Regions from separate parts of the Homo sapiens genome. Here region 2 is linked to region 1. Evidence: read pairs that join two places in POLR2A ChIA-PET (ENCODE). Cell type or tissue: MCF 10A. All regions are shown on one strand. Each heading gives the region's core, and the rest is flanking DNA. Links, peaks and the distances in the headings are about the cores only.

Region 1 (15,449 bases), core at 4,517-12,516:
TCTCTGCCTGAGTTTTAATTTTTGTCCAAAGTTAATTTTAATCTATACAATTAAAACCTTTTGCCTATCACTCTGGACTTCTGGATTGTTTTTTACATTCAGTGTTATAATATTTGATTATGCTGATTGGTTTTGGTGGGTACTGATGCGAATTAATAAAAACATTTCATTTCCATGTTTATTTTCTAATCTCTTCCACATTGTAGGCTATGTTTACCATACGTAGCAGAATGTATTTACATTTCTTGGTTCTAGTCATTTGTATTCTTCGTGAGTGTGAGTGTGTGTGTGTCTGTGTGTCTGCGTGTGTGTCTGTGTGTGCCTTTGGCATTTAGGAAGGGTTGTATAGCTCATGTTAAATATTGCACTAAAAATGTTTTTGATGGTTTTCCTCCCTTTGAACTAGACACACTTCTAATATTTGGTTTATAGTTTTAAATTATAACTTTCAGCATCAAATATTTCCATACAACAGTCAATTACATGATGTGTTTTCTTTTTCCTACCTCCTTTACCTGCCCCTTCTCATAATAGTATTTGAACCTAAACATATACCGTTGACATTCTGTGATTATCATCTTGCCCCTACCTTGGTTTTGGTTTTTGGTGCAGTTCCAGGCTCTTGGTGTCTTTGTTTGGGACACCAAGAGCCTGGTACTGCACGGCACCAGCTGGTAAGAATTAGGCTTTTTTGGCCGGGCGCGGTGGCTTATGCCTGTAATCCCAGCACTTTGCGAGGCCAAGGCGGGCGGATCACGAGGTCAGGAAATCGAGACCATCCTGGCTAACACGGTAAAACCCCATCTCTACTAAAAATAAAAAAAATTAGCCGGGCGTGGTGGCGGGCGCCTGTAGTCCCAGCTACTCGGGAGGCTGAGGCAGGAGAATGGCCTGAACCCGGGAGGCGGAGCTTGCAGTGAGCCGAGATCGCGCCACTGCACTCCAGCCTGGGGGACAGAGAGAGACTCCGTCTCAAAAAAAAAAAAAAAAGGCTTTTTTTTTCCCTAAGGGTTAACAACAAACCAGCCCTTTGGAAAGACTTGCTTCACCACTGTTACCAACCAACGGCCTGATGCTTTCCCTCAGTTTTGTGATTTTGACAAAACAAGCAAGCAGCATTCCCTCCTGATAAGAGACCACCGACCTAGGAATGATTCTGGCCAGACTAGAGAGGATGCACAGTGAGGGTTTTCATGTCCTCTGCTTCAGCTTTTGATGTCAGAGGGCCACAAACTCCACTCTCAGATGATTGCTAATGCCACCATTTTATGAACATGGACCCCATGGAGAGGCACGAAGCTCAATTGCACTTCTGCACATTTTTCCTCCTATAAATATTGCTATTGGAATATTATTTGGTACGGCTCCCGTGAAAGATACATTTGCAGAATGTACTCAAATTAGAAGCATCATGTAAAGCCTATAATGTAGCGATAGTGCATCAACTTCCCTACACTATAGAAATATCTGCGGTGTAGACATTTCCACAATGACCAGATATGTGTACAACAAAGGTGGCTGCAGCATTCTTTGTAATCCTAAAACAATGAAACCTACCTCATCTCAAAAACTTTATTTTTTTATTTTTATTTTTTTTTTGAGATGGAGTCTCGCTCTGTTGCCCAGGCGGGAGTGTAGTGGTGCAGCCTCCACTGGTGCAGCCTCCACTGCAGCCTCCACCTCCCAGGTTCAAATGATTCTCCTGCCTCAGAATCCCAAGTACCTGGGATTACAGGCACATGCCACCATGCCTGGCTAACAAAAACATTTTGAAAAGGGTTAAATAAATCATGCACAAACTGAGGAAAAATACTCTTCAAAAATGATGGAGAGGATCACTATGATGATGAATGATTCCACTGGTCACATTATTGATAGAGCAATCAGTAAATCCAGGCACATCCTCGGGATATTACTGACCTCCTATTATTAACATATGAAAAAATGGAGGCATGTAAATTACTCGTTTAAGCGTATAACGGACTGAATTAGAATTTTATCACACCAGAAGTGGGTTCCTAGGTCTCTGTTTCAGGATTCCTGAGTTACACACATATAAACCCAGGATTTCAGGAGATACCCGGTTAAGAATCCGGTCGGGGAGGTGGTCTGGCCCTTGACATGGATAAGTCACAAATTAGTGGCTTAGGACTCCAGGAAGATAAAATCTTCCCCATTTATCTAGTGATTGACAATGCATGAATACTTTAAAAGCTCAAACAAGCGTCCCTGGGTGGGCTCGAACCACCAACCTTTCGGTTAACAGCCGAATGCGCTAACCGATTGCGCCACAGAGACAGGTACTGTCAGTTCTACTGGGCGCTATAGGAAGGGCGCACGCACGAAACTTCCTCCGTCCCTTGCAACCTCAGGGCCCGCCCGGCAGGACGACTGAGCAAGGCCTTGGAAAACCGGAGAGATTGGAGCGGTAAGTCGCGCTGGTCACGTTGGACACCTGCGCGTTGGGAGATTCTGGAGCCAGAAGGATAGCCGAATGGCCTTCGCCCGCCCTGCCCCTCGCCTGCTTCAGAAACCCCCCGGAAACGTCCCGGTTGAGACCCCGGCCCGAGCCGCCTGGGGGCCCTAGGGAGGCTGAACGCCCGGTGGCTCCCGGGATGGCTCTTCCCGTTCTTCGCGCCGCCTTCACCCAGTGAGGGAGCCTGTGCCCTCCCTGCCCAGTCGCTTTTGGGGCCGCTGCGGAGCTTCCGCTGCCATCTTCGGATCCTGTGTTCCGCACGGGGGCTCCACCAGGGCAGGGATCGTGGTGAGGGTGGCTCGTGGGTCCCCCTCGCGGGGAGCAGGGTCTGGCACTCACCAGGGCGCAGGACTAGGACTTGTCGAATGAATCCATCCTTTTAGCTTTTAGTCCTTTGAAGAGCCTTGAGAATGGAAATCATGAGAGATTTTTCCATGGGGAAGTTCCTTTTACAAAGCATTTATTTACGTGGACTTCTTGGCACCCCGCGGGGCGGCAACGGGCAGGGCCTCCAGTGCCCCTTCTGCGCCGTGGAGCCGCGGGGGCTCAGCTGGGCGGTGGTCGGGTCCTGAGGCCGGAGGGCGGGAGCAGGGGAGGGGAAAAGCAAAAGCGGGGAAAGAAGCCGGGGAGCGGTGGACCAGACGTCCAGACCTCCTGAAAGGCTGGCGGGGAGGCACAGGCGGGATCTTCCGGAGGTGAGAATTTTTTTTTATTATAGCAGAATGGGGAGGAATTGAGGGGAAAATGGAGATAGAACCTGAAAGAGCCCCAAACGCCAGAACCTGTAGCTCCCCAAGAATAAGATCTTCCAGAAGAACTAGACCCAAAACTAGCCGTTGGGGAACACCGAAATCCTTGGAGGAGCAACATCCGCATGACCCTCTGTGTTCCTTTAGGCAAAAGGACTTGCTTCCATTGTTTGTTCAATTGTTTGTGTTTGTTAAATAAATAAAACGATTTTCATGTATCTTTGAAATTACTTTGGCGCTACTATTTTATGATTGCAAATAATTCGGCAGTGATCATTCTTGTACACTTCTCATTGGCCATTTGTGTATTTCTATAGGGTAGAGGCCTGGAGAGCAGTTGCTCCAGCATAGGGATTACACAGTTTTTGTTTGTTTGTTTGTTTGTTTATTTATTTATTTATTTATTTTTGAGACAGAGTCTCGCTCTGTCACCCAGGCTGGAGTGCAGTGGCGCCATCTCAGCTCTCACTGCAACCTCCGCCTCCCGGGTTCAAGCGAATCTCCTGCTTCAGCCTCCCAAGTAGCTGAGATTACAGGTCCGCGCGAGCCACCACATCGGGCTAATTTTTGTATTTTTAGTAGAGACGGGGTTTCATCGTTTTGGCCAGGCCGGTCTCAAACTCCTGACCTCAAGTGATCTGCCTGCCTTGGCCTCTCAAAGTGCTGGGATTACAGGCATGAGCCACCGCACCCAGCGATTACATGTTTTTTTTTTATATATCATTCTATTTTCTTTCCTTATTTGGCTTATTAGCTGTAACTCTTTCTTTTGTTATGTCAGTGATGGCTTTAGGGTCCCTAGAATACATCTTTATCCGTCTGCCATCAAGTGACATTATACCTCCCCTTCTGGCCTTTATGTTAGTGTTGTCAGGGAATTTGATTTTGGACATGTTATAAACCCCAACATCCAAGTACGTACATAGCGATTTTCAGTCGTCTCCATTTCTTTGTGTAGGTTCAGATTTCTGTTTGGTATCCTTATCCTTAGGCCTGGAGGACTCCTTTAATATTTCTTGTAGTGTGGTTCGGTGAATTCTGTCATTTTTTTGTATGTCTTTAAATGTCCTGATTTCAGTCACATTTTTGAAAGATATTTCAATTTGGCATAGAATTCTAGAATAACTTTTTTTCTCTCAGTACTTTAGGATGTTGCCACTTTGACGCTTTGTCATTGACATATCTTTCCTGTTTTTGTAAACTTGGCATAAAGTGGGTTTCCTGTACTTGTTATATGATTTTTGGATTGTGTATTCAAATTAAAAGTATTAAATTAAAATTAAAATGGCCTGGGCGAGGTGGCTCACACCTGTAATCCCAGCACTTTGGGAAGGGGAGGCAGAGGATCGCTTGAGACCCAGAGTTGGAGACCACCCTGGGCAAGATAGCAAGACCCTGTGTGTGTGTGTGTGTGTGTGTGTGTGTATATACACATAAATATGTATATATATTATATGTATGTATGTATATATAAGTCCTACAGTCACCTTAAGTTCCACCAACAGTGCACTTAAAGTAAAATGTGCCCAACCTGAGGCTCAAACCTACCTGCTGGCACGCAATTTGTGTTTGTGAGACAATCTCAACAGCATTTGCTTTTTCTAGCATAGTGGTTTTCCTGTTTTCCTCACATGTGAATGTCTTCAGTGCAAAACCTGTCAGAATTCATTTCCTTTGCTAAAATGTTTTAAAATAACTCTTACTTCAAGTAAGTGCATTAAAAACAAACTTCTCAGTTGCATCCCTGGAATCCATGGAAAGTCCAGGAGAGACAATCAAGTGCTACAGGATCAAGCCCAAACAGAACAGGACTAGGCATGGCTTCCTCACTAGGAGTCAGGCCAAAGTCATCTCCTTTGGTCTCCAATGGAGGCCAGAACTCGGTTCACCTGCAACGGGAGGACCTGGCCCAGAAGAGGTGGCCTTCATCTTCATGGTGCCTTCAGATAGGAAATCTAGGATTTCTTTTCTTCTCTTTGATCTACTTCCAACTCTCCCTTTCTATTTATTTATTTATTTATTTATTTATTTATTTATTTATTTATTTATTTGAGACAGAGTCTTGCTGTGTTGCCCAGGCTAGAGTGCAACGGGGCAGTCTCAGCTCACTGCAACCTCCGCCTCCTGGGTTCTAGAGATTCTCCTGCCTCAGCCTCCTGAGTAGCTGGGATTACAGGCGCCTGTCACCGCGCCCGGCTACTTGTTGTATTTTTAGTAGAGACAGGGTTTCACCATCTTGGACAGGCTGGTCTCGAACTCGTGACCTCGTGATCCACCCACCTCGGCCTCCCAAAGTGCTGGGATTACAGGCGTGAGCCACCGCATCTGGCCCTCCCTTTCTATTTCTTCAAGACCTTTTTCGGATCCCTCCTGCGCAGGACCTAAACGGGCGGTGCCCTTACCCACTGGTCCCTCCCTGCCTGGTGTCTTCGGAGCCCTAGCTCACCCGGAACGTTACTGCCCGCCGGTGACAGCGAGAGGACCAAAGAGGACCAAAGAGGGCAGCGGGTGTGGTGGGAACCACAGAGTCACCGCGCACCTGCGCCTCGCGGGCTCCTCGCAAATTGAATAAACGCCCCCTGAAGCTTCTCTTCAAGTCACAGGGAAGGGGAAGGTGGCTGCCGACCCGGCGGGAGAAGCCGGCCCTGCCCCTGGTCCTTGAAGACAGGTTTGGCCAGGCTGATTTTGACTGGTAGGCCCAAAGAAAAGCCTCAAGGGCAGACCAAACTCCGACAGGCTCCGAGATTAAGGCTTTCAAACGTCTGATCGTTTTCAGCTTGGTCAGTAAAATCGATCCCGCCTTTATCAGGAGATTCCTTTGCCAAAGTTCAGAGAACTGGGGTTCCCGCTGCTTGCCACACAGAAAACCGATCACTGAGACGGTTATTGCCAAGGAAGAGGCTTTAATAGGGTGCTGCAGCGGAGGAGATGAGAACTCAGTCTCAAATCCATCTCCCTGACCAACCAAAATTAGAGGCTTAGATGGCAGGGAAAGAATGTGACAATGTGTAAGAAAACAGGAACTAGACCAGGCGCGGTGGCTCACGCCTGTAATCCCAGCACTTTGGGAGGCCGAGGCGGGCGGATCACGAGGTCAGGAGATCGAGACCATCCTGGCTAACACGGTGAAACCCCGTCTCTACTAGAAATACGAAAAGAAATTAGCCGGGCGTGGTGGCGGGCGCCTGTAGTCCCAGCTACTCGGGAGGATGAGGCAGGAGAATGGCGTGAACCCGGGAGGCGGAGCTTGCAGTGAGCCAAGATAGCGCCACTGCACTCCAGCCTGGGAGGCAGAGGGAGACTCTGTCTCAAAAAGAAAAAAAAAAAAAGAAAGAAAAGAAAGAAAACAGGAACTAGGGAGGGGCAAGGAAGCAATCAGGATGAATGAGGGGTCCGGCGTCTCATTGTCTGGGTGACTTTCAGTTCTTTGATATCTTTTTTGAGAGGCCTGAAGGAAGGAACTCAAATAAAACAAATATCGAGTTTCAAACTTTCAGATCAGAAGGGTCCATTTCTATGTTTATCCAAAAATCTACGTATGGGACTATTGGGTGGGTTTCAGACCAAGAAAGAGTGTGCATATCAAAGTCTGCGGTTAACCAAAGAGAAAACATAATTTTCCGACCAATAGGATGTATGGGGGTCAAAGAACGACCAGCCTACAGTACTGTTTATTGGCCTGAGCATACGGAAGGATGAAGTTGCACCAGCGAAATGGGATTAAGCTGCAGGTGCGGGCTGGGCGCGGTAGCTCACACCTGTAATCCCAGCACTCTGGGAGGCTGAGGTGGGTGGATCACTTGAGATCAGGAGTTTGAGACCAGCCTGACCAACATGGTGAAACCTCGTCTCTAATAAAAATACAAAAATTAGCCGGGCGTCATGGCGGGCACCTGCAGTCCCAGCTACTAGGGAGGCCGAGGCAGGAGAATTGCTTGAACCCGGGAGATGGAGGTTTTAATGAGCCGAAATTGCGCCACTGCCCTCCAGCCCGGGCAACAGACCGAGACACCTTCTCAAGCAAAAATAAAAACAAAAAGCTGCAGGTGGAAAAAAAAAAGTCTGGATTTTGGTTCAGAGTCCCTGGGGCCTTCCTCAGTAGTTTTCTCTTTCCTTAAAAAAGGAAGCTTGTCTCAGTCTCTGCATCTCTCTGAGTCCTTTTGGAGATTGAGGATGGTGAGGTCTCAGTGCTTGGCCCCCTTCTAACTCTGGGTACCTCCCCTCCCGTGGGTCAACCTGGTCCAGTGCACAGGCCCCAGCTCCGACGACCATCTCCCCCCTACCCTTTGCTCCCAGCAAAGGCCATTTCTAGGTCAGTCGTGAGGTACAGCCAGGACAGGGCAGCTCGCTCCGAGATTTTTGGCTCTCGAAGGCCTTGAGCGCTGTGGTTCTGCAGAACGCTGTCTGTCTCTTGTGGAGGAACTGACACCCGCTGGAGAAAGTGTGGAGGGAAGCGAGGGCTGCACCTGCACGCAGGAGCTGAGGCAAGCGGCGGTTCCCAGCTCTCAGTGCAAAAGACATTTGTCATCTGAGAGGCTGGACTCAGTTATTATAATTTTCAATTTTGTCAATAAAAACCGAATGGAAATTTGTTTTCTTACTTGTAGAAACCTCCTCACAAGACCTCCCATCTTACATTCCAGGGAGACTTAGCAGGGTATTCCGCCAAGACATAGGTTAGACTGCGGTTCTGATCTGCAGGCCTCGATGCCCTGCGCCGGGGCACCAGGGCACGGGCAAAGCCCTCCCCCTACACAAAGCAAGGGTGTTATGCCTACAACCGAACGGGGACACTAAGAGCCCCCAACATGCACGGTTTTCATTCCAAAGAAAACCACCAGTTCTGAGTACAACTTCCACCTGGCTCTATTAACTGAGTACACGTTTCCCCAGCACAGAAATCCTACAAACTCCCGTGAATGCTGTGGTGAAAAGCAGGAGCTGCCAGGGCAAGATGGATCGCACCTGCAATCCCAGCACTTCAGAAGGCTGGGCGGACCACTTGAGCCCAGGAGGTGGAGCCCAGCCTGAGCAGAATGGTGAAACTGCTACGAAAAAAGAAAAAGAAAGGAAAGAGAAAGAAAAGAAAATAAAAAAAAAAAGAGAAAAAACTAGCCGGGTGTGGTGGCGTGCGGTTGTCCTACTCGGGAGCCTGAGATGGGAAGATCGCGCCAGTTCTCCAGCCTGGACGGTACAGCGAGACTTGTCTTAGGGAGGGGGGGAAAAAACAACAAAAAAAACAGAGGCTAAGAGGTAACTCCGAGGATGACAGAAAACACCAGAGTTTTTAAGAGATGTTAGAAGCCCTGGGAGCACTGAACAAACCAGAAAGCTCCCGACCCTTGATCCCTGAGCTCCACCTAGCAAGTACCGCGGCAGCTAACCTGGGAGAACACCCCAACCAACAGAGACTGAAATTCGCCTCCCAAGAGAGTAAGTGGATAGTTCTAAGCTGTCCCCAAACATGGCCTCACAAAGGAAAACTAACCGTTGCGAACGGAAACAACTGACCGGACAGAACACAGCCACAAAACACGAGCCCGCACCCTGAGTTACAAAAACACTTACGGCTCACCTACTATTCGCACCACAGAAGCACCAGGGGAAAGCGCGAACGCAGTCCCCTACTATCACAAGTTATGCAGTCGAGTTCCTCACATTGGGGGAAAATGGCAGGGGTCAGTACACCCGGAACATAACGGATAAGCCTCGCCCTGAGAAAACCACCTTCGTGATCATGGTATCTCCCCCGCCAAGTAAGTATGAGCTTTTGCACCTCCGCCCCGCCACAGCCTCACACGCTTCACCCTTTACACGCACGGTCACTTGCCCCGCGCACGCCCCCCCCCCCCACCCCCCCCGCCCCCAGCCCTCCTAGCCCTGACACATAGCTGGGACTCTCAGGTCCGACCAGCGGTCCTGAACCCGCTCCCACGGCACGGGAACTCCTTAGTGGCGAAGCAGCAGCCCCTGCGCTGCCTCATCTACATAGAAATCGCCCTATCCGTGATGTCACCGACAGCGCCTTTCCCAGACACCGTCTGCTCTTCCGCCCCACCCTCCGCCGACTCAGCCGATCAACCCGCTGCCGGAGCTGGCGGAGGAAGTGACGTCTGTCTCTTTCTCCTTTTCCTCCTGCCATTGTCCTTTGGGGAGGTGCGCAGAGATCCCACGTCTGGTCTCCCCCTAAGACTGTGGTACTTGATCTGTGTCCTGCAGAGAACCCTTCTGGCGGCCAACAGGAAGCTTGTGCACCCTTCTTCAGATAATGTCTTTTAATGCGCAGACTTGAACGTTTAGGATTACAAGGAAAACCGGTTCCTTTCAAACCTGTTTATCTTTGTGATGTAGCATTCCGTTTCAAGTTGAAAGCCATTCAATGTCAGAGAGAAAACATATCTATGAAACCAGAGAGGCTGCTCAGATGGGTTGCAAACTAGCCATCCTTACTGGTTTTACCACTAGAAGTGTTACAAAGACAGTTGTCCAATTTTATGAATCTTGAAGGGTTTTTTGTTGTTGTTGTTATTTCAAATACAGTGTAATACAAAAATATGTGGCCCCCGCAGAGACGATTGGACACTCTCAGGCATGGTGATGGAGTTTGTCATCTCTTCCACGGCCATCTCAGAACCTTAGTGCTTACCTCATGTTAGTATTTTATATTCTCCAAAGACACAAAAATAATCCCAATTTGACAAAACAAACAAAAAAACATCTAGGGCATGTCTTATTTGAGGCGCTTAACAAATGACTGGATCATCTCCCTTGTATATAACCCAGAAAACACTGTGAAGTAGAGCAAAATTGGAAAGCCCAAGTCAAAGACCATTTGCAAATTTCAAGTAGATTCCAGTCTGTTGCTCAAATCACAAAACATGAAATGGAGGGGTCTCCCTTGGAGACCATAAAGTCTGTGACATGGTGGCCAGTTGGGTCACTGGAAAACATGGCAAAATATTGAAAATGAGGGATTAGGTGAGAGTGTAGCAACTGAACACTAAATGCTTGATCCAGGTGCCATTCCTGGATACTGACAGGGAGACACATTGTCCAGGTAATACTGGAAAAATACTTTCTATAGTGTAAACCACAAATAAAATTCCAAGCCCCTCAACTATTTGAATGCACCCCTCCTCTCAGCCAGGGTCATTCCAAAGTTAACCTGAAAAACTGGTTCAGACCATGATGGGAAGTAGGGGTCAGATATGCCTCATTATACCCTCCTTCCTTTGGAATTCAGGCACAACTGACCAGCACATCCGACCAGGCCCAACTGACATTACAACAGCGATCTCAAGACTTTTTGTAGCAATAAGACACCAAACTCCAGGCTGACTCTAGTGTAGCATTACATGACAGATAGCAGGCCCTGAAAGAAATGAAAATATTTTACCCTAAAATACATTTTTTATCATATTTTGAAATGTCCCTACAAAGTTGTCTCTTGTGGGGAAAGTCTACATGCTATAGGGAATCCCTTTCCAGGCCTTTTCCCTAATCTAGGCACCTTTTTAAGTCTGATAAGAAACATTTACAATCAATTCTCTCTGAAGCCTGCTACCTGGAGGCTTCATCTGCATAATAAGAACAACCCCTTAACACAGAGACTGCCTTCTATGGATTCCAGGTCTTTAGATAAACTCTTTCAACCAATTGCCAGTCAAAGTATCAGAAAATAACGGCTGGTAACTATGTAATTATGCATATATATGAGTAGAATTTTGGGGGTGGACACAGTGGCTCATGCCTGTAATCCCAGCACTCCCTCAGGAGGCTGGCAGATTGCCTGAGTCCAGGAGTTTGAGACCAGCCTGGGAAACATGGTGAAACCCCATCTCTACAAAAAAAAAAAAAAAAAAAAAAAATTAGCCAGGCATGGTGGTGAGCACCTGTGGTCCCAGCTACTCAGGAGGCTGAGGTGGGAGGGTTACTTGAGCCTGGGAGGTGAAGGTTGCAGTGACCCAAGCTTGCAACACTGCACTTCAGCCTGGATGACAGAGGAATGGACCTTCACTAGACACTGAACCTGCTGGCAACTTGATCTTGGACTGACCATCCTCCATAACTGTGAGCAATAAATTTTTGTTGTTTATAAGTTACTCACTCTGTGGTATTTTGTTATAGCAGCACAACTGGATTAGGACATCAACCTGACCTTAAGAAATCATCTCATTCAGTCTTGGCTCTGGTGGGAAACAAGGGGCACACTCGGATGTGTGATTTAAAGAGAGTTGTGTTTTTTTTTTTTTTTTTTTTTTGAGACGGAGTCTCGCTCTGCCGCCCAGGATGGAGTGCAGTGGTGCCATCTCGGCTCACTGCAAGCTCCGCCTCCCGGGTTCACGCCATTCTCCTGCCTCAGCCTCCCGAGTAGCTGGGACTACAGGCGCCCGCTACCACACCCGGCTAATTTTTTGTATTTTTAGTAGAGAGCGGGTTTCACCACGTTGGCCAGGATGGTCTCGATCTCTTGACCTCCCAAAGTGCTGGGATTACAGGCGTGAGCCACCGCGCCCGGCCTAAAGAGAGTTTTATGAAGAGAATATTTATAAATATAATATGGACAGGATCAAAACAACCCAACCAAGGACTGAGAGGCGCTCAGAATCTGGAATCAGCAGAGAAGTTGTATTGCCTCTAGGACTGGATTGTTGTATAAGTCTGTTCAGGTTGCCATAACAACCTGGACAGGACCGTAGTTCTGTCCAGTGATCCTCCCCAAGACAACCGTTCTCTCTAGTAACTATGGTTTTCCTTTCTCATTTCAATTGCCACCTCAATTGACTGAAATGTGAACACCAACTCCCGCACTTAAACGTTGAAGCCCTAACACCTACTGTGATGATTTATGCAGCTGGGGCCTTTGAGAGGTAATCAGGATTAAAAGAGGTTATGAGAGTGGTGTCCTCATGCTGAGATTAATGCCATTACAAGAAGACAGACACTAGAAAGCTTGCTTGTCCGCCTTCCCCCTGGTGCACGAAGAAATGGTCACATGGGCACACAGTGAATCTACAGCCACTTACAGGCCATAGGAAGAGACCTTAGAAAGAAATCCGCTTTGCTACCACCTTTATCTTGGACTTCCCAACTTCCAGAAGTGTGAGAAATACATTTCTATAGTTTAAGCCACTTGGTGTATGGTATCTTGTTATGGCAACCTGAACAGACTTATACAACAATTAAGTTGCCTTTCCACTGATGGACTTAGACACAATCTCTTTCCCAAAAAAGAGCTATATTTAGCTACTTTTCTTTTGCATATTGTTCCATTTGCAGCCACACTATTTGTCTTCCCCCACACCACTTCTATCACCAGGAATCCATTTTCCTTGTTTTCTTTTTAATATCGGGAGCCTCTGCTCACTGCACTGCATAGTCCTTGGGGCTTTTTTTAAACTTTATTTTTAACAATCATTTGAGCAGAAAGTAGCCAATTCAGTTCTTTAATTTCCCATTTTATTCTTGGTTTGAAACTGACCTGATTGTGTCCCTTTTGTTATGACCAGTTACTTAGAAGCCATACAGCCCACAAGGTGCCCTTGGGTATAAATCCAACTTCTTCATTTTAATGGTGAGAAACCAAAAGCCCACGTTTCCTGATTTCTGGCCCAGCACTGGAACTGTTTTCATGGCACGTCAATTCATCATACATTTTAATAGTGATATTTTATATTTGCATAATTTTATTGCCTTTGCAATGGGCTTTCACATCTATCTTCTCATGTGTATATAGTTTAGAGGCCATTTTTACCCACTATTTCCTAATCATATCGACCACAGCCTCAGGAAATGTCTGCTCTATTATTTCACTTGCCTGTCTGGGTTCTTGGGCAACAGCATAGAATCCTGCACTGTGTTTTCCCTCACGCTTTCTCACTCTTTGCAGAACAAATTTTTGTTACATGCCTTATTATCATGGTAATATTGGCCTTCAGTCCTGTATAGAAGCATTAAAAATGTGCGTAATGTATATCCTTTTAAAATGTTATCCTAAGAAGCATCTTTTGGAGTTAAGGAGAGTTAGATGAATAAAGAAAGAATACAGTTTCTCCTAAACAAACCCACTAAGAAAATCATGGAAAGAATTATGACAACTATGAAAATGAAGGAGGTATACTTTGTCAACAAAAGCAAAATAACCAAGCTACTCTTAGACATAATCTCACGTTGTCTTTCTGTAGTGCTCTAGCATTTTCTAAGCATTTTCACACACTGTTATCTCTTTTTTTCTTTCTCCTTCTAGAAATTAATTATGACTTTTCCTTTCAAAAATGAAGGACTTTTTTTTTTTTTTACTCTTTTCATTTTTTCCTGAGACCATATGTCAAAGGGAATGTGAGTAACAACTTTGGTGTGGTAATAGCCAAATTCCTCCAGGTCTGCTCCTCAAGCTTGCAAAGTCAAGACTGGCAGAAGTGGTGATTTTTACCTGGGTATCCTGAGAACCTTGCACAGTCCTTATCACATGCAGGTGTTCAGAGTGTGCAAATAAACGAAGAAATGTGAGATTGTGATGATATTTTCATGGCATGCTTTTTTTCCACACTTCCTCATGCAGCCCAACATCCTCTACACTGTGTTGTTCTACCCGTTTAAGTGATTTACCACTTCTCCATTAAGCCAACTTAAACCATGTTGCCTTCAACTCAACATTGATTGATCCCCTATACAGTCCTGTAGGGAGGCAAGAAAACTTACAAACGAAGTGGTAAAGAAAGAGAGAGATTAAGCAATTTGCCCCAAATCTCATAACCACTAGGTGATAAATCTTCAACTAGAACTCAAATATCTGACTGAGAATTCAGTGCTTTTTTCATTTAAATCACATTGCTTCATAAAAATAGATCTGCAGGAAGAATAAAAATGTCCAAAGTGCAATGAGACAGAGAAGATAATATGGAGACAGACATATTGCACAGAAAGCATTTGACCATATGTCTGCCTGATCTCCTTCATGTGTCTTGTTCATAACTTACTTTACTCGGGCAGCAGGAGATAGCATAACAACTGTCAGAGTGAATTTAGGCCACAGTTTTGTGTTGCTGAATGTGTTGAGTCATTTCCCTTAGTTCACATTTCTACCTAACTTTATCTTTTAAGTCATCATCATGGCTTTAATCTCTTATTTATTTTGACTGTTGAGATTTTGTAGCCATTATCCAAATAAAACATTTATTTTCACTCGTGAGTCCCTAATCCTTCGTCAATGGAATTAGCTATTTATTTGATGCAATAGCTAGACCAGTAGGGTTAAAAATGCTTTTATAAAGACATTAATAGCTGGGTATGGTGATGTGCACCTAGGGAGGCTATGGCAGGAAGATCACTTGAGTCCATGAGTTTGAGGCCAATGCCTTCGCAACATAGTGAGACCCTGTCTTTAAAGTAAAAATTTAAAAATTAAAAGAAAAGACATTTAAAAAGGCTGTTTACCAAAATGATGGTTAATTGACAGAAAATAGAAACGGAAACTAGAAATCATTGCCATCAGCTTTCTCTAATGTGTACTTGATCCTTTTCTCCCTGTGATGGAAGTCGAAAGTCTTTTTGTTTTTTTCTTAATCCACTACTGTTCAAATGAGAATAAACAGCCAAATGACTGAATTAGTTGGTAGACATAATTCCTAGTCTTCAATTATTTTTATATTCTTTTGTAATACAGTCATTATTTTTTCAGACTTCTATAATATTGCATTTAACCAATCCCCAAATAGGGAAACGTTATGTAATTTTTCTATTATTTACAGTTCCTTGATTATAATCTTTTATTTGAAAAGATTATATATTTATATAAAAACCCAGTTTCTTTCTTACATATAAATATTATTAGTAGTCTAAAAATGTCACTCTCAATAAACAGGATGAGTCAACTTGAGGACTAGAGAATCAGGTAGTCAACATCAGAGAACTGGTTTAGCAAACAGAAGGGGCCTACCCAGATAGAGAGAAGTCAGGCAGGGCTGTGCTGTGAAAATATTAGAGAAGCTTGATGGGAGGCCTAATATAGTTTGTCTTTACACCTGTATATTTTGCTTCTTGCATCTGCTTCAATGCCCTCTGTCATTTATTATAACTAGATATATTGTTCTAATAGATTTGTACTACAGTCAGAACAAACAAATCACTGGATCCAGCAGAAGCCTTAGATATATGACATAACAGAGATTTGCACAAAGATTTGCCCCATTGCCTTCTCAAATTTCTCTTATCATCAATCCATC
Region 2 (15,449 bases), core at 3,776-11,775, 140 kb before region 1:
TAAATTCATCTTTTTTTTTTTTTTTTTTTTTTTTTTTTTTTTTGACGGAGTCTCGCTCTGTCGCTCAGGCTGGAGTGCAGTGGCACGATCTCGACTCTCTGCAAGCTCAGTCTCCCGGGTTCACGCCATTCTCCTGCCTCAGCCTCCTACCAGTAGCTGGGACTACAGGCGCCGGCCACCACGCCCGGCTAATTTTTTGTATTTTTAGTAGAGACGGGGTTTCACCGCGTTAGCCAGGATGGTCTCGATCTCCTGACCTCGTGAACCCTCCCAAAGTGCTGGGGTTACAGGCGTGAGCCACCGCGCCCGGCAAATTAATCTCTTTTTAACTCCCAGAAGTATCTAATTGGTTTTGTCCCTGCACTACATGAATACTACAGAAGAAAACCCCAGGCCTAGCGATGGCGGATCTGGGCATTGTGCCAGCCTCTCCCAGGGTATGTTTTCTGACCTCACCTACTTCTGATCAACTGAGGTCAGGAGTTCGAGACCAGCCTGACCAACATGGCGAAACTCTGTCTCTGTTAAAAATACAAAACAAAACAAAACAAAACAAAAAAATAGCCAGACGTGGTGGTGTGCGTCTGTAGTCCCAACTACTTGGGAGGCTGAGGCAGGAGAATCGCTTGAACCCGGGAGGCGGAGGTTGCCGTGAGCCGAGATCGTGCCGTTGCACCCCAGCCTGGGCGACAGAGGGAGACTCTCTCTCAAAAACAAAAAATAAAAAACAAAAACAAAACAAACAAAAAACAAAAAAACTAGTCCATCTGAGACATATTATTGGAGACAGTAGAATTCTGCATCCAACAGGCACTTGGTGCAGATCTGAACCCATTGAGCTATTGGCTCATGTTCCCTCTGTTCTATTAAGTATCATGAGCAGAAATTGAGCTCTTTGGCTTTTACCCACTAAGTATGGCTGTAGGACAGGTCTCTCTCTCTCTCCCTCTCTCTCTCTCTCTCTCTCTGTCTCTCTCTCTCTCTCATTTTTGCATCATTATATTGTGCCATCAGTGTGGGTTTTTGGTTTTGATGTTATGAAGTGAATTTCTGGGGACAATCTCTGTTGGGTGGTGTTGACAAGGATCCAGTCCCTGTTTGGTAATACATGACAGCTAAGCTGCTCTGTGAGTCTTTTTTATTGTCTATTTATTGTCCTGAGAATAATGGTATTTCCTGATATTTGAGACTGCAGCAATGATGAGTTGTTCATATCTTGTCTTTCCAATGTTTGTTAAAAATTTTACAGGCCCAATAGTTGTCAATATCTGCAAGAGTGGCATCTCTATTACAAGAGTGATCTTACTACTCAATGTCCCCCTCCCACCCAACTTTGTTCCATAGGAGCTCTTGGCTTTAACAAATTTACTATATCTAAAAGACATCTTAGCACAGGAAGAACACTAAATCTGTAGCATGTAAGGAGCAGTTTTCTTTGATTGGTATATTCAGGTTTCTAACCAGCTGAAAAATTCAAATACATGTCCTTTAAGGATTAAGTTTAAACCACACTACAGAAAGGAGAGAAAAGACTTATATGATCATATGTAAGCAATGGAATCAGCAATATGAGCACTTTTCACAACTATACAAATCAAATTTAATAATCTCCAGAACATTAAGGAAGTTCAGCCCTTAATGAAAATGAATGAAAAGAAATTATTCGCCCACTGTCATATGCCCTGGAAAGAGAATGTCCTGCCGGACTCAAAAGGGTATCACAATATTACTCAGATTTTCAGCAACGAAGGCCCTCTGAGGATTTAATGATGTTAACATTTTCAGTTTATTTCCTTCACTGATAAACATTGTTAATAGATACCATTGCCTCTGTTTTCACCTTAAGTGATGTTACTTAGCACAATTCGTTTCTTTAGAATGCCCCCTAGTTTGGTGGAAGGAATTTTCTTGCTTTATTAATATAGGATATTTTCTCATGAAGCAAACTGGCATACTCTTTCAGTGAAGTGAATAGACAAATTAGGTCTCTAAAATTTTAAAGGAGTCACTGCCCCAATTATCTTAGGAACAATAATAATCACTTATATAAAATTAAAATAAGAAAATTAAGCCAGGTATGGTGGCTCATATCTGCAATCCCAGCACTTTAGGAGGCTGAGGAGGGAGGATCAATTGAGGTTAGGAGTTGGATACCAGCCTGGCAATATAGTGAAACCCCTGTCTCTACAAATTTTTAAGTATTAGCTAATTTTTTAAAGTTGGCCAGGCATGATAATGCATGACTGTAATCTCAGCTACTTGGGAGACTGAGGCAGGCTGCAGTGAACTATGATTGCGCCACTGCCCTCCAGCCTGAGTGACAGAGTGAGACTCCCAACTCAAAAAAAAAAAAAAGAAAGAAAGAAAAGAAAAAGAAAAAGAAAGAAAATTAAGAATTTGTTGAAAATTGTTTTACTACAATGCTAGGCTGCATGTCTTGCACCTGTACTCCCAGCAACTCAACAGGCTGAGGCAGAAGGATTGCTTTAGGCCAGCAGTTGGAGACCAGCCTGGGCAACAGGGCAAGACCCCATCTCTAAAAAAATACAAGGCAAGTTGAGCCAGGAGGATTGCCTGAGCCCAGAAGTTCCAAGCTGGTCAGCTATGATAGCCCCGCTGCACTCAAGCCTGGATAACAGAGCAAGACCCTGCGCCTTATTTTTTATCTTTTTTTTTTTTTTTTTTTTTTACTACTTATGCTTATTTATTTGTTTTTGAGACAGAGTCTTGCTCTGTAGCCCAGGCTAGACTGAAGTGGTGCAATCTCAGCTCACTGCAAGCTCTGCCTCCCAGGTTGAAGCTATTTCCCTGCCTCAGCCTCCAGAGTAGCTGGGATTACAGGCGCATGCCACCACACACAGCTAATTTTTATATTTTTAGTAGAGACGGGGTTTCACCATGTTTGTCAGGCTGGTCTCAAGCTCCTGACCCCAAGTGATGCACCTGTCTTGGCCTCCCAAAGTGCTGGGATTACAGGTGTGAGCCACCTCACCCAGCCTACTTATGCTTGAAATGTGAGGTTTCATTAGGGAGAAATTTTCTGGTTGAATTTCTAACATGAAAAAAATAATAGATTTAGCAGTAGATTAAATTAATGGTCTTGATAGTTTGGTACAATAAAATAAATGGAATGAAGTTGACAGCAGAGAGGAATCTTTGATGCTTTTGAACAATTTAAATAGTGTAAGTATTGTGGGGAAAAGAAAGAGAGATCAGACTGTCACTGTGTCTATGTAGAAAGAAGGAGACATAAGAGACTCCATTTTGTTCTGTACTAAGAAAAATTCTGCCTTGAGATGCTGTTAATCTGTAACCCTACCCCCAACCGTGTGCTCCCTGAAACAAGTGCTGTGTCCACTCAAAGTTAAATGAATTAAGGGCTGTGCAGGATGTGCTTTGTTAAACAGATGCTTGAAGGCAGCATGCTTGTTAAGAGTCATCACCACTCCCTAATCTCAAGTACCCAGAGACATAATACACTGCAGAAGGCCACAGGGACCTCTGCCAAGGAAAGCCAGGTATTGTCCAAGGTTTCTCCCCATGTGATAGTCTGAAATATGGCCTCGCCGGAAGGGAAATACCTGACCGTCTCCCAGCCCGACACCCGTAAAGTGTCTGTGCTGAGGAGGATTAGTAAAAGAGGAAGGCATCTGTCTCCTGCTCATCCCTGGGCAATGGAATGTCTCGGTGTAAAACCCGATTGTATATTCCATCTATTGAGATAGGAGAAAACCCCCTTAGGGCTGGAGGTGGGACATGTGGGCAGCAATACTGCTCTTTCAGGCATTGAGATGTTTCTGTATATGCACATCAAAAGCACAGCACTTTTTTCTTTAGCTTGTTTATGATGCAGAGACATTTGTTCACATGTTTTCCTCCTGACCCTCTCTCCACTATTACCCTATTGTCCTGCCACATCCCCCTCTCCGAGAAACACCCGATAATGATCAATAAATACTAAGGGAACTCAGAGACTGGTGCCGGCGCGGGTCCTCCGTATGCTGAGCGCCGGTTCCCTGGGCTCACTTTTCTTTCTCTATACTTTGTCTCTGTGTCTCTCTCTTTTCTCAAGTCTCTCCTTCCACCCGATGAGAAACGCCCACAAGTATGGAGGGGCAGGCCACCCCTTCATCTATTTAATATGTAAACGATGAAAACGTTCATTACATTATTATTTGCTTATTTATGTATTCATTTTGAAACGGAGTCTCACTCTGTCACCTAGTCTGGAGTGCAGTGGTGCAATCTTGGCTCACTGCAACCTCCGCCTCCTGGGTTCAAGCAATTCTCCAGCCTCAGCCTCCTCAGTAGCTGGGATTACAGGCACACACCACCACGCCCGGTTAATTTTTGTATTTTTAGTAGACACGGGGTTTCACCATGTTGCTCAGGCTGGTCTCGAACTCCTGACCTCGTGATCCGCCCCCTACGGCTTCCCAAAGTGCTGGGATTACAGGCGTGAGCCACCGTACCTGGCCCATTACGTTATTTTTTTTAAAATCAATGTGACTCTTTTGACAAATTAGAATGGCTCAATAATCTTGGTTACGCTGGGCACGGTGGCTCACGCCTGTAATCCCAGCGCTTTGGGAGCCAGAGGTCAGGAGTTCGAGATCAGCCTGGCCAACATGGTGAAACCCTGTCTCTACTAAAAATACAAAAATTAGCCGGGCATGGTGGCGGGCTCCTGTAATCCCAGCTACTCAGGAGGCTGAGGCAGAAGAATTGCTTGAACCTGGGAGGCAGAGGTTGTAGTGAGCCAAGACCGCGCCACTGCACTCCAGCCTGGGCGACAGAGTGAGACTCTGTCTGAAGGAAAAAAAAAAAAGAGAGAGAGAGAGAAATTTGGTTTTAGAACAAGACAAATTAAATGGGAGACTTACTTGCAATGAGACCTAGAAATTTCCAAATTTCTAAATTTCTAAAATTTCTAAAAGAACTGAGAAAATTGCGCCGGGCGCGGTGGCTCAGGCCTGTAATCCCAGCACTTTGGGAGACCGAGGCGGGCGGATCATGAGGTCAAGAGATGGCGATCATCCTGGCCAACATGGTGAAACCCCGTCTCAACTAAAAATACAAAAAATTAGCCGGGCTTGATGGCGGGCTCCTGTAGTCCCAGCTCTCGGGAGCCTGAGGCAGGAAAATTGCTTGAATCCGGGAGGCGGAGGTTGCAGTGAGCCGAGAGCACACCACTGCACTCCCGCCTGCCAATAGAGCCAGACTCCATCTCAAAAAAAAAAAAAAAAAAAAAAAAAAGAACTAAGAAAATTGCCTCCATTGAGGAAGTAAGCTTAAGGAGGTAAACTGACACGTTTTCTGAATTGAGAAATATTGAGGAGGCTTTGTCTCTTTCGCCTCCAACTGCTCCTTCTCCTCCTGCCCCTGCACCTGCATAGTCTTTCTTACCTGAGCCTTCCTGTCCTGCCTTGCCTCTTCTTCCATCACCATCACCTGAGGAAAGTCCCCAGGGCTCTGGCCCCTTCCCTGAAACTTCTGTTCTGACAGCCCCTTTCAAGGTAAAACCCAAACCCACAGGAAGAGGGGAGCCTACCATTGTGTACACCGCTTCACCAAAATGTGAATTAAGAATATTATAGCCGGGCGCGGTGGCTCACGCCTGTAATCCTAGCACTTTGGGAGGCGGAGGCGGGCGGATCACAAGATCAGGGGATGGAGACCATCCTGGCTAACACGGTGAAACCCCATCTCTACTAGAAATACAAAAAATTAGCGGGGCGTGGTGGCGGGCGCCTGTAGTCCCAGCTACTCAGGAGGCTGAGGCAGGAGAATGGCGTTAACCCGGGAGGCGGAGCTTGCAGAGAGCCGAGATCGCGCGACTGCACTCCAGCCTGGGCAACAGAGCAACACTTCATCTCAAAAAAAATAAATAAATAAAAATAAATAAAAAAAAATAAAGGACTTCCCTGATCTAAAGTTAAACACATTTCGTTCTTCTGTTTCTAAAGCAGGCTCCAAGATCCTATAGGCTTTGGCAGAAAATTCGACTTAACTGTCGAAACCTTTGAGCCCAAATATTCTGGCCTTTATCAATTAATTCACATTCTGGTGAAGAAGGCAAGGCCACTAACTGGTTGCAAAAGGCAAATTGGAAGGATTTTCAAGCAGAACATGAAAGGTTCACATTTTAGCCAAATATGTGCATGTTGCCATTCCCCAGGTCCTTCCTAAAAATATAGATTGGAGGATAATTCAGCAATGTACTAAAAAGCCAGACAAATCTGCCTTTGCTTACTTAAAATGGTTTGAGAGCCAGGCGTGGTAGCTCATGCCTGTAATCCCAGCACTTTGGGAGGCTGAAGCGGGTCGATCCCTTGAGGTCAGGAGTTCGAGACCAGCCTGCCAACCTGGTGAAACCCTGTCTCTACTAAAAACACAAAAATTAGCCAGGTGGCTACTCAGGAGGCTGAAGCAAAAGAATCGTTTGAACCCGGGAAGTGGAGGCTACAGTGAGCTGAGATCCTGCCACTGCAATACAGCCTGGGTGACAGAGCGGGACTCTGTCTCAAAAAGAAAAAAATTAGCAGGGTAGTAGAAATATAATGCACACGAGAATGATAATCATGAAGACAATCTGTATTCCAGAATAGTAAGGGAACCTATTCCATTAGGGAGCCAACTGAAAATATAAAATCGCAGTTCACACCCCAGGGTGTGGTGTCACATGCCTGTAGTCCCAGCTACTCGGGAGGATTGGTAAGGAAGTTTGCTTGAATTCATGAGGTCAAGGCAGAAGTAACCCTGATCGTGCCACTGCACTCCAGCCTGGGGGACAGTGAGACCTTGTCTCAAAAACAAACTAAAAAACAAACAAAAACCCCCACAAAACCAGACAACAACAACAAATTGTCTCCTCACTCTGAACTGACAGCGGCAAACAACACTTTGCTATTGGAAAATTGAAAGAAAAACACTCCCTCTTGCTGTCAACCTGCCTTCTTGCCCTAACATTTCTGACCCATGGTTTAAAATGCCCAAAAGCTGATGTACTCAATTTCACTTACCTGTTCTGCACCAGCATTTATTTTTGTGTGGAGGAGATCACCATGCATGGTCCTATAAATGTCTAATGGCATGGAATCATGAAGGGCCGTGTCTTTTAGGATATTTGGATATTTATACACATATACATATATATATATATATCTGAAGAAACCCAACATTACATATATATATGTAAGCGGAATGCTTCATCACAAGGGTAAGGACGTGAAAAAAAAGTTTCTTTTGTCATCCTAAACGTTCTCGTCTGCGAATTAAAGGCCATTATTTGAAGAAGGGTGCCCAGGCTCCAGCTGGTCGCCGAAAGGTTGCTCCGCAATAGAAGCTAAGGACCAGCTTCTTTGGGAGAGAACAGACAAGGGAGCGGGAGAGAAAAAAGGGAGAGACAGACGTCACTTCCCTTTGCCGGCTCAGCAGCGGGTTGGTCGGCTGAGTTGGCGGAGGTTGGGGTGGAAGAGCAGACGGGGACTGGGAAAGGCACTGTCGGTGACATCACGGATAGGGCGACTTCTATGTAGATGAGGCAGCGCAGAGGCTGCGCTTCGCCACATGCTGCTTCGCCACGAAGGAGTTCCCGTGCCGTGGGAGCGGGTTCAGGACCGCTGGTCGGACCTGAGAGTCCCAGCTGTGTGTCAGGGCTAGGAGGGCTCGCGGGTGCGCGGGGAAGTGACCGTGCGTGTAAAGGGTGAGGCGTACGGGGCGGAGGTGCAGGAGCTCATATTTACTTGGCAGGGGAGATAACGTGACCACGAAGGTGGTTTTCCCAGGGCTGAGGCTTATTCATTGTACTCCGGATGTGCTGACCCCTGCGATTTCCCCAAATGTGGGAAACTCGACTGCATAATTTGTGGTAGTGGGGGGCTGTGTCCGTGCTTTTCCCTGATTTCTTTTTTTCTGGTTTCAAAAATAGACCGTACGCTCCTTGTTACTGCTTTCTTTCATTGGTTTGTGTTTTTTGTGGTGCCCTTAAGTGTTACTGTTACAGTCAGAAGCCTGCAAAATAGGAAGTGGCATGTCGCTGTCTTTCTCGCTGGAGAAGTAAGGAGTGTCAGCCGGTTTATCCTAGGCTAACCAGCGCGAAGACTGCATAGCTCTTCCCTTTGAACATAAGGCTGCTTATTGCAGAAATTGATCCACGGTCTCCAGCGTCTTGGGTTCTCACGCTCTGTGAAGATTTTCGTGTTTTTCTCTAGCTTCCAGAGTCCCCTTTTACACAGCGTCTGCTTCTAACCGCAGCCCCCTCAGGAGTTTGTAGGATTTCTGTGCTAGCGGGGAATGTGTTCTCACCTCACAGAGCCAGGTACAAACTACGCAGACGGGGGCTGTTCTTTGGGATGAAAGCAGGGCCTTTGGGGCTCTTAGTGTCCCCGTTCGTTTGCAGACATAACACGCTTACTTTGTGGAGTGGAACGGCTCTCCCGGAGCCCAGGTGCCCTAACGCAATTCATCGAGGCCCGTAGGTCAGAACCGCAGTCTCACCTGTCTTGGCCGAAATGCGCTGCGGTCCTCCCTGAAACATAAGGCGGGAAGTTTTATGAGGAGACGGGTCCAGTTTCCCTACTATCTCCTGCCGTTTACATATCTAGTCTATCTTCAGACTTTATTTAAGCGACAGCTTCTTGTTTGATGTCTCGCTTCTACATCCTACATCCACTGCCAGGCAGCTTTCTAGATAGCACCCCGACCCATCCTTCCCACCCCCAAGCAGCCCTTTCCTATTTCTGGCGCCAGTGTCCTCCCCCCTTCCTCTTTCTTCAAGACCCCCCTTATCACCTTCATGGACAGAAAATACTTAGCTCTCTCCGAACCTGCAGTTTGCACCTGACACGCGTCAGTACCCTGGAAAATTCCTTAATACCCCTTCTCAAATGGCACTGTAAATTCATCTCTTTTTAACTCCCAGAAGTATCTAATTGGTTTTGTCCCCGCACTACATGAATAGTAGTATTTCAGTACAGAAGAAAACCCCAGGCCTAGCGATGGCCGTTCTGGGCATTTTGCCAGCCTCTCCCAGGGTGCGTTTTCTGACCTCACCTACTTCTGATCAGCTGAGGTCAGGAGTTCGAGACCAGCCTGACCAACATTGCGAAACCCCGTCTGTACTAAAAATACCAAAAAAAAAAAAAAAAAAAAAAAATGCCCAGCGTGGTGGTGTATGTCAGCAAGGCTGTAATCCAAACTACTCAGGAGGCTGAGGCAGGAGAATCTCTTGAACCCAGGAGGCAGAGATTGCAGTGAGCTGAGATCCTGCCACTGCATGCAATACAGCCTGGGCAACAGAGTGAGGCTCTGTCTCAAAAAAAAAAAAAAAAAAGAAAAGAAAAGAAAAAAGAAAAAAAAATTAGCAGGTTAGTAGAAATATAATGCACACGAGAATGGCAACCATGAAGACAATCTGTATTCCAGAATAGTAAGGGAACCTATTCCATTAGGGAGCCAACTGAAAATATAAAATCCCAGTTCACACCCCAGGGTGTGGTGTCACGTGCCTGTAGTCCCAGCTACTCAGGAGGATTAGTAAGGAGGTTTGCTTGAATTCATGAGGTCAAGGCAAAAGTAACCCTGATCGTGCCACTGCACTCCAGCCTGGGGGACAGTGAGACCTTGTCTCAAAAACGAACAAAAAACCCCACAAAACCAAACAACAACAAAAATTTGTCACCTCACTCTGAAATGACAGTGGCAAACATCACTTTGCTATTGGAAAACTGAAAGAGAAACACTCCCTCTTGCTATCAACCTGCCCTCTTGCTCCAACGTGTGTGACCAATGGTTTAAAATGCCCAAAAGCTGATGTACTCAATTTATAGTACACTTACCTGTTCTGCACCAGCATTTATTTTTGTGTGGAGGAGATCACCATGCATGGTCCTATAAATGTCTAATGGCATGGAATGATGAAGGGCAGTGTCTTTAAGATATTTGGAGATATATATATATATATACACATATATACACACACACATATATATAAATATATATATATACACACATATATCTGAAGAAACCCAACATTGGGCGAGTTCCCTCTAACTTTTCTTTTTTTTTTTTTTTTTTTAATTTTTTTTTTTTTTTATTATACTCTAAGTTTTAGGGTACATGTGCACATTGTGCAGGTTAGTTACATATGTATACATGTGCCATGCTGGTGCGCTGCACCCACTAACGTGTCATCTAGCATTAGGTATATCTCCCAATGCTATCCCTCCCCCCTCCCCCGACCCCACCACAGTCCCCAGAGTGTGATATTCCCCTTCCTGTGTCCAAGTGATCTCATTGTTCAATTCCCACCTATGAGTGAGAATATGCGGTGTTTGGTTTTTTGTTCTTGCGATAGTTTACTGAGAATGATGGTTTCCAATTTCATCCATGTCCCTACAAAGGACATGAACTCATCATTTTTTATGGCTGCATAGTATTCCATGGTGTATATGTGCCACATTTTCTTAATCCAGTCTATCATTGTTGGACATTTGGGTTGGTTCCAAGCTACCAATGCCTATGCCTTTCTTCACAGAATTGGAAAAAACTACTTTAAAGTTCATATGGAACCAAAAAAGAGCCCACATCGCCAAGTCAATCCTAAGCCAAAAGAACAAAGCTGGAGGCATCACACTACCTGACTTCAAACTATACTACAAGGCTACAGTAACCAAAACAGCATGGTACTGGTACCAAAACAGAGATATAGATCAATGGAACAGAACAGAGCCCTCAGAAATAATGCCACATATCTACAACTATCTGATCTTTCACAAACCTGAGAAAAACAAGCAATGGGGAAAGGATTCCCTATTTAATAAATGGTGCTGGGAAAACTGGCTAGCCATATGAAGAAAGCTGAAACTGGATCCCTTCCTTACACCTTATACAAAACTCAATTCAAGATGGATTACAGATTTAAACGTTAGGCCCTCTAACTTTTCACTAGGCATGACCACTGCTCTATTTTAGATAGAGATTCAGTGGGGCAAAACCTGAGAATTATCTGCCCGGCTATCAAGAAGATAGCTCCTTGCATTTTTGCGGGGAGAGCACTTTTGCTTCAAGGGAGTGTTTCTTCCTAGGATTATAAATCTTTCTGTAACCTCAGGAAACACTGCTGATGAAAACCAGGCATGGTGGCTCTGGCCTGTAATCCCAGTGACTCGGGGGCTGAGGCAGGAGGATCACTTAAGCCCAGGAGTTGAAGGCTGCAGTGAGCTATGATGGCACCACTGCACTCCAGCCTGGGACACAGAGACAGACGCTGTCTCTGAAAGAAAAAGAAAAAAGAAAGAAAAACATTGCTGATGAAACTGCGGCCTCTTTTGCAGCTCAATAAAAAGCTATTTATTCACTGGCTAAGGTTGTACTAGGTAATCACATCACTTTAGATGATATATTTAGCTGAGCAGGGAGATGTATGTGTGGTGGCAAATACCTTTTGTTGCATATACATAAATGTTTCCCATGCAGTAGAACCTTCTCTAGAAAAAAAATTAGAAAGGAAGCCACTTGGCTACAATAAATCACTAAAGAAGAAATGGTATTTGATGTTTTCCCTGATGTTTTCAGTTGGCTGCCTAATGGAATAGGTTCCCTTACTGTTTCGGGATATAGATTCTCTTTGTGATTATCATTCTTGTGTGCATTATATCTCCACTAGTCAAATTATTAATGTTATGTATTTCTCATTGTTTTCATGGTACTCTGAAGACTAGAGATGATTCAACAAGTGACAGCAACTATAGAATTGGCCGAGATCTCTCTGTCTCCCCCCCCGCCCCCAATTCTGTGATGCCAATTCAGCTTCTGGGCACTGTTAAAAATTCCTTAGTGAGAGGGCTCCTTTCCTCCCCTGCCCCCAGTGTGGGACAGGACTATCTGGGAATGAGCCTTTCTGGCAAGGAGAGATACAGCTTTTGATCAACAATGCTTTCAAGAAAGACTTTTTATCTGGCCGGGCGCGGTGGCTCACGCCTGTAATCCCAGCACTTTGGGAGGCAGAGGCGGGCGGATCATGAGGTCAGGAGATCGAGACCATCCTGGCTAACACAGTGAAACCCCGCCTCTACTAAAAATACAAAAAATTAGCCGGGCGTCGTGGCGGGCGCCTGTAGTCCCAGCTACTCGGGAGGCTGAGGCAGGAGAATGGCGTGAACCCGGGAGGCGGAGCTTGCAGTGAGCCGAGATCCCGCCGACAGAGCGAGACTCCGTCTCAAAAAAAAAAAAAAAAAAAAAAAAGACTTTTTATCTAAAGGGAGAATGAGGAAAGAAGAGAACTTTTATGAGGAGTGTGAGCCTTTCCAAATTCTCAGGCCCAGAGAGGCATTACATTGTGACAGCAACCACATTCTGCTTCCTTTTTGTACAATACTGTATTTGAAAAACAAAAAAACAAACCTACGAGACTCATGAAATTGGACAACATTCTTTATAACACTACTACTGGTAAAACCAGCAAGGATGGCTGGTTTGCAGTCATCTGAGCAGCCTCTCTAGTTTCATAGATATGATTTCTCTCTGATAGTCAAAGGCTTCCAATTTTAAGCAAAATGCTACTTCACAAAGATAAACAGCTTTGAAAGGAAACGGTTTTCTTTGTAATCCTAAATGTTCTAGTCTGCGAATTAAAAGCCACTATTTGAAGACCGGCGCACAGCTTCCAGCTGGCCGCCAGAAGGGTCCTCCGCAGGACACAAGTTAAGTAGTCGCTTCTTTGGGGGATACTAGATGCGGGGTCTGGGCGCACCTCCGGAAAGGACAAGGGCGGGAGGGAGAGGTGGGACAGCAGACGTCACTTCCTCCGTCGGCTCCCCCAGCGGGTTGGTAGGCTGAGTGGCGGAGGGTGGGGCGGAAGAGCAGAAGGAGACTGGGAAAGGCACTGTCGGTGACATCACCGATAGGGCGTTTCTATGTAGATGAGGCAGCGCAGGGGCTGCTGCTTCGCCACGAAGGATTTCCCGCGCTGTAGGAGCAAGTCCAGGACCACTGGCTGGACATGAGAGTCCCAGCTGTGTGTTAGGGCTAGGAGGGCTCGGGGTGGTTGGGGATTGGCTGGAGTGGTGCTGGGGCAAGTGACTGTGCGTTTAAAGGGTGAGGCGTATGGAGCTGTGGCGGGGCGGAGATAGGTGCAATCTTATTTATGTGGCAGGGCAGATATTGTGGTTACTGAAATGGCTTTTAAACCCGACTCAACTATTTCATTTCAAGTGTGCTGTTCTGTCATTTTCTCTAACGTGGGAAGCTCAGCTGCGTAACTTGTAGTAACGAAGCGGAAGTTACAACGAAAAGACAAGTTTTCCTGTGCTTCGCAGGCCCCCCCTCCCCCCCCACCAAGGCCTGCAGTGGATAGAGCCTAGCAGATCCTGGACAATACTATCCTAAAAGCTACATCTCTGACAGTGATTTCCAGCGACTTTGTCAACACGGTCCGCCCCCAGCAAGTATAAGAGGAAAAACAACAAATGTCTTTACTGCCTTGTCTTTCCCCCTTGCCACTTGTCATTATTCAAGTTTTGTAAGTTCCTGATTTCCATTCAGTGCAGCTGCAAGGTTACCAGCTGTGCTTGCGTTGCAAGACCTGTCACAGTTTGATTAACTGCCTTCTTTCTGCTTCTGTAAGCCCTCTTGCCTGCCCCGCGAGTTTCGCACCATCAAATTCCTGCTGCACCATTCAAACTAGCCAACCCCCTTTCAGAAGTGTGTATAAAAGTCAAGCCCCCTGTCTTTCTTCGGGGCTCACGCTAGGCCCGAGTGCACTCAATAAAATCCTTCTGTTCCACCCGTTGGTCTCTTTGTTCTCCTGATTCCCGCAACAGTAGTAGGGGACTGCGTTCGTGCTTTCCCCTGGTCTTTCATGGTATGAATAATAGACAGCATTTGCTTTTTTCATCTATAGTCGCAGGCCCGGTCTCAGTGATTGTATGGTGTGGTCAGCTGTTTTTGTTTTTGTGAGACCTTATTTTCTTGTTTACTGTCCTGGGACAGATGTCTGTAGTCACTTGTTTCCTCAGGAGGCAAATTTCAGTCTCTGTGGGGGAGGTCTCTCATGTTAGCTGTGGTGGTACTTGGCGGGCAGAGCTCAGGGATCTAGGCTTCCCTGCTTTGTAGATTGCTCAGTGGTCCCCAAGGCCTACTGGCTTTTAACACCACTTGAAAACCTTAGTGTTTTTCCATTGTCCCCAGAGTCACCTCTTACAGAGCCTCTTTTTTTTGTTTGTATTTTTCCCTGAGACAGAGTCTCACTGTATCTGGTGGGATCTTGGTTCAAGCGATCCTCCCACCTCAGCCTCTGGAGTAGCACAGGCACGAGCCATCGCAGCCGGCTAATTTCTGTTCTTGTTTTGTTGTTGTTGTTGTTGTTTTGTTTTTTTAAGAGTTGAAGTTTCGCCATGTTGCCCAGGTTGGTCTCCAATTCCTGGACTCAAGTGATCTGCCCTGCCTTGGCCTTCTAAACTGCTGGGATTACACGTATGATCCATCACACCTGGCTAGCCCCTGCTTTTCCCTATAGCATTCATGGGAGTTTGTAGGATTTCTGTGCTGGGGGGAACATGTACTCAGCTCATAGAACCAAGTAGAAATTGTACTTGGAACTGGTGCCATTGGGTTGTAGACATAACACGCTTGCTCTTTGTATGGAAAGGGCTTTGCCAGTGCCCTGGTGCCCCTGCACAGGACATCGAGGCCTGCAGGTCAGAATGGCAGTCTCACCTATGTGTTCGTGTAATACGCAGCAATTCTCCCTGGAATATAAGATGGGAGGTCTTGTGAGGTTCCTACAAGTAAGAAGACACATTTCCCTGAAGTTTGTATTGACGAATTTAAAAACTAATAATAACAGCCCAACCTCCTGGATGGCAAATGTCCTTTACATTGACAGACCGCAACTGCCCTACTTGCCTCAGCTCCTCCGTGCAGATGCAGCCCCTGATTCCCTCCACACAGGTCATTTCCTCTCTGCTTTATCCAAAAGAGGGAGACAGGGGTTCTGCAGGAACCGCTAGGCCTTCAGGCCTTTGCTAGGAGCAAAGTAGGGGGAAATGGTCGCTGGAGCTGGGACCTGGGCACTGGGCCAGGTTGCCCTGCCGGAGGGGAAGTACTCAGGGCTAGAGGGGGCCAAGCACCAAGACCTCAGCATCCTCAACCTCCAAAAGGACTCAGAGAGAGGCAGAAACCGAAACAGGGTTCTTCTTTCAAGGAAGACCCCAGGGCTCTGAACCAAAATCCAGATTTTTCCCCATCTGCAGCTTAATTCCACCTTAGTTGGTGCAACTTCATCCTTCCCCTATGCTCAGGACAAAAAACGGTTCTTCTATAGCCTGGTCATTCTCTGATCCCATACATCCTATTGGTCAGAAAATTATGTTTTTTCTTTGGTTAACTGCAGACTTTGGTCTGCACAATCTTTTTCTTTCTTGGTCTGAAAACCACCCCACAGTCCC

The links. ChIA-PET counts read pairs that join two places held together with the same protein. Peaks named below come from ENCODE experiments on the same cell type or tissue, not always from the same donor. Only the 100,000 strongest peaks of a DNase experiment are listed, where the experiment ranks them.
Region 2: POLR2A ChIA-PET joins it to region 1 with 32 read pairs; 24 of 35 experiments call an interaction of 5 or more read pairs at or near these places.

What each region holds. Positions count from the first base shown.
Region 1 is chr1:144,406,116-144,421,564 of GRCh38, reverse strand. RNVU1-15 (RNA, variant U1 small nuclear 15) reads right to left here and starts at 8,989; the gene lies at 8,825-8,989. It overlaps NBPF15 (NBPF member 15), which reads left to right. Exons shown (of 22, transcript NM_001385408.1): 22 at 1-175. It overlaps TRN-GTT3-1 (tRNA-Asn (anticodon GTT) 3-1), which reads right to left and starts at 2,298; the gene lies at 2,225-2,298. RefSeq lists silencers at 2,190-2,249, 8,596-8,890, 8,715-9,064 and enhancers at 2,558-3,059, 7,138-7,827, 7,828-8,515, 8,382-9,090. In MCF 10A, for the core only: no CTCF peak of the experiment used is centred there; DNase peaks (open chromatin) are centred at 8,397, 8,884 and 9,313.
Region 2 is chr1:144,544,232-144,559,680 of GRCh38, reverse strand. It overlaps RNVU1-2A (RNA, variant U1 small nuclear 2A), which reads left to right and starts at 7,738; the gene lies at 7,738-7,902. LOC105379574 (a long non-coding RNA gene) reads right to left here and starts at 7,466. Exons shown (of 2, transcript XR_001737761.2): 1 at 7,023-7,466. In MCF 10A, for the core only: no CTCF peak of the experiment used is centred there; DNase peaks (open chromatin) are centred at 7,440, 7,900 and 9,030.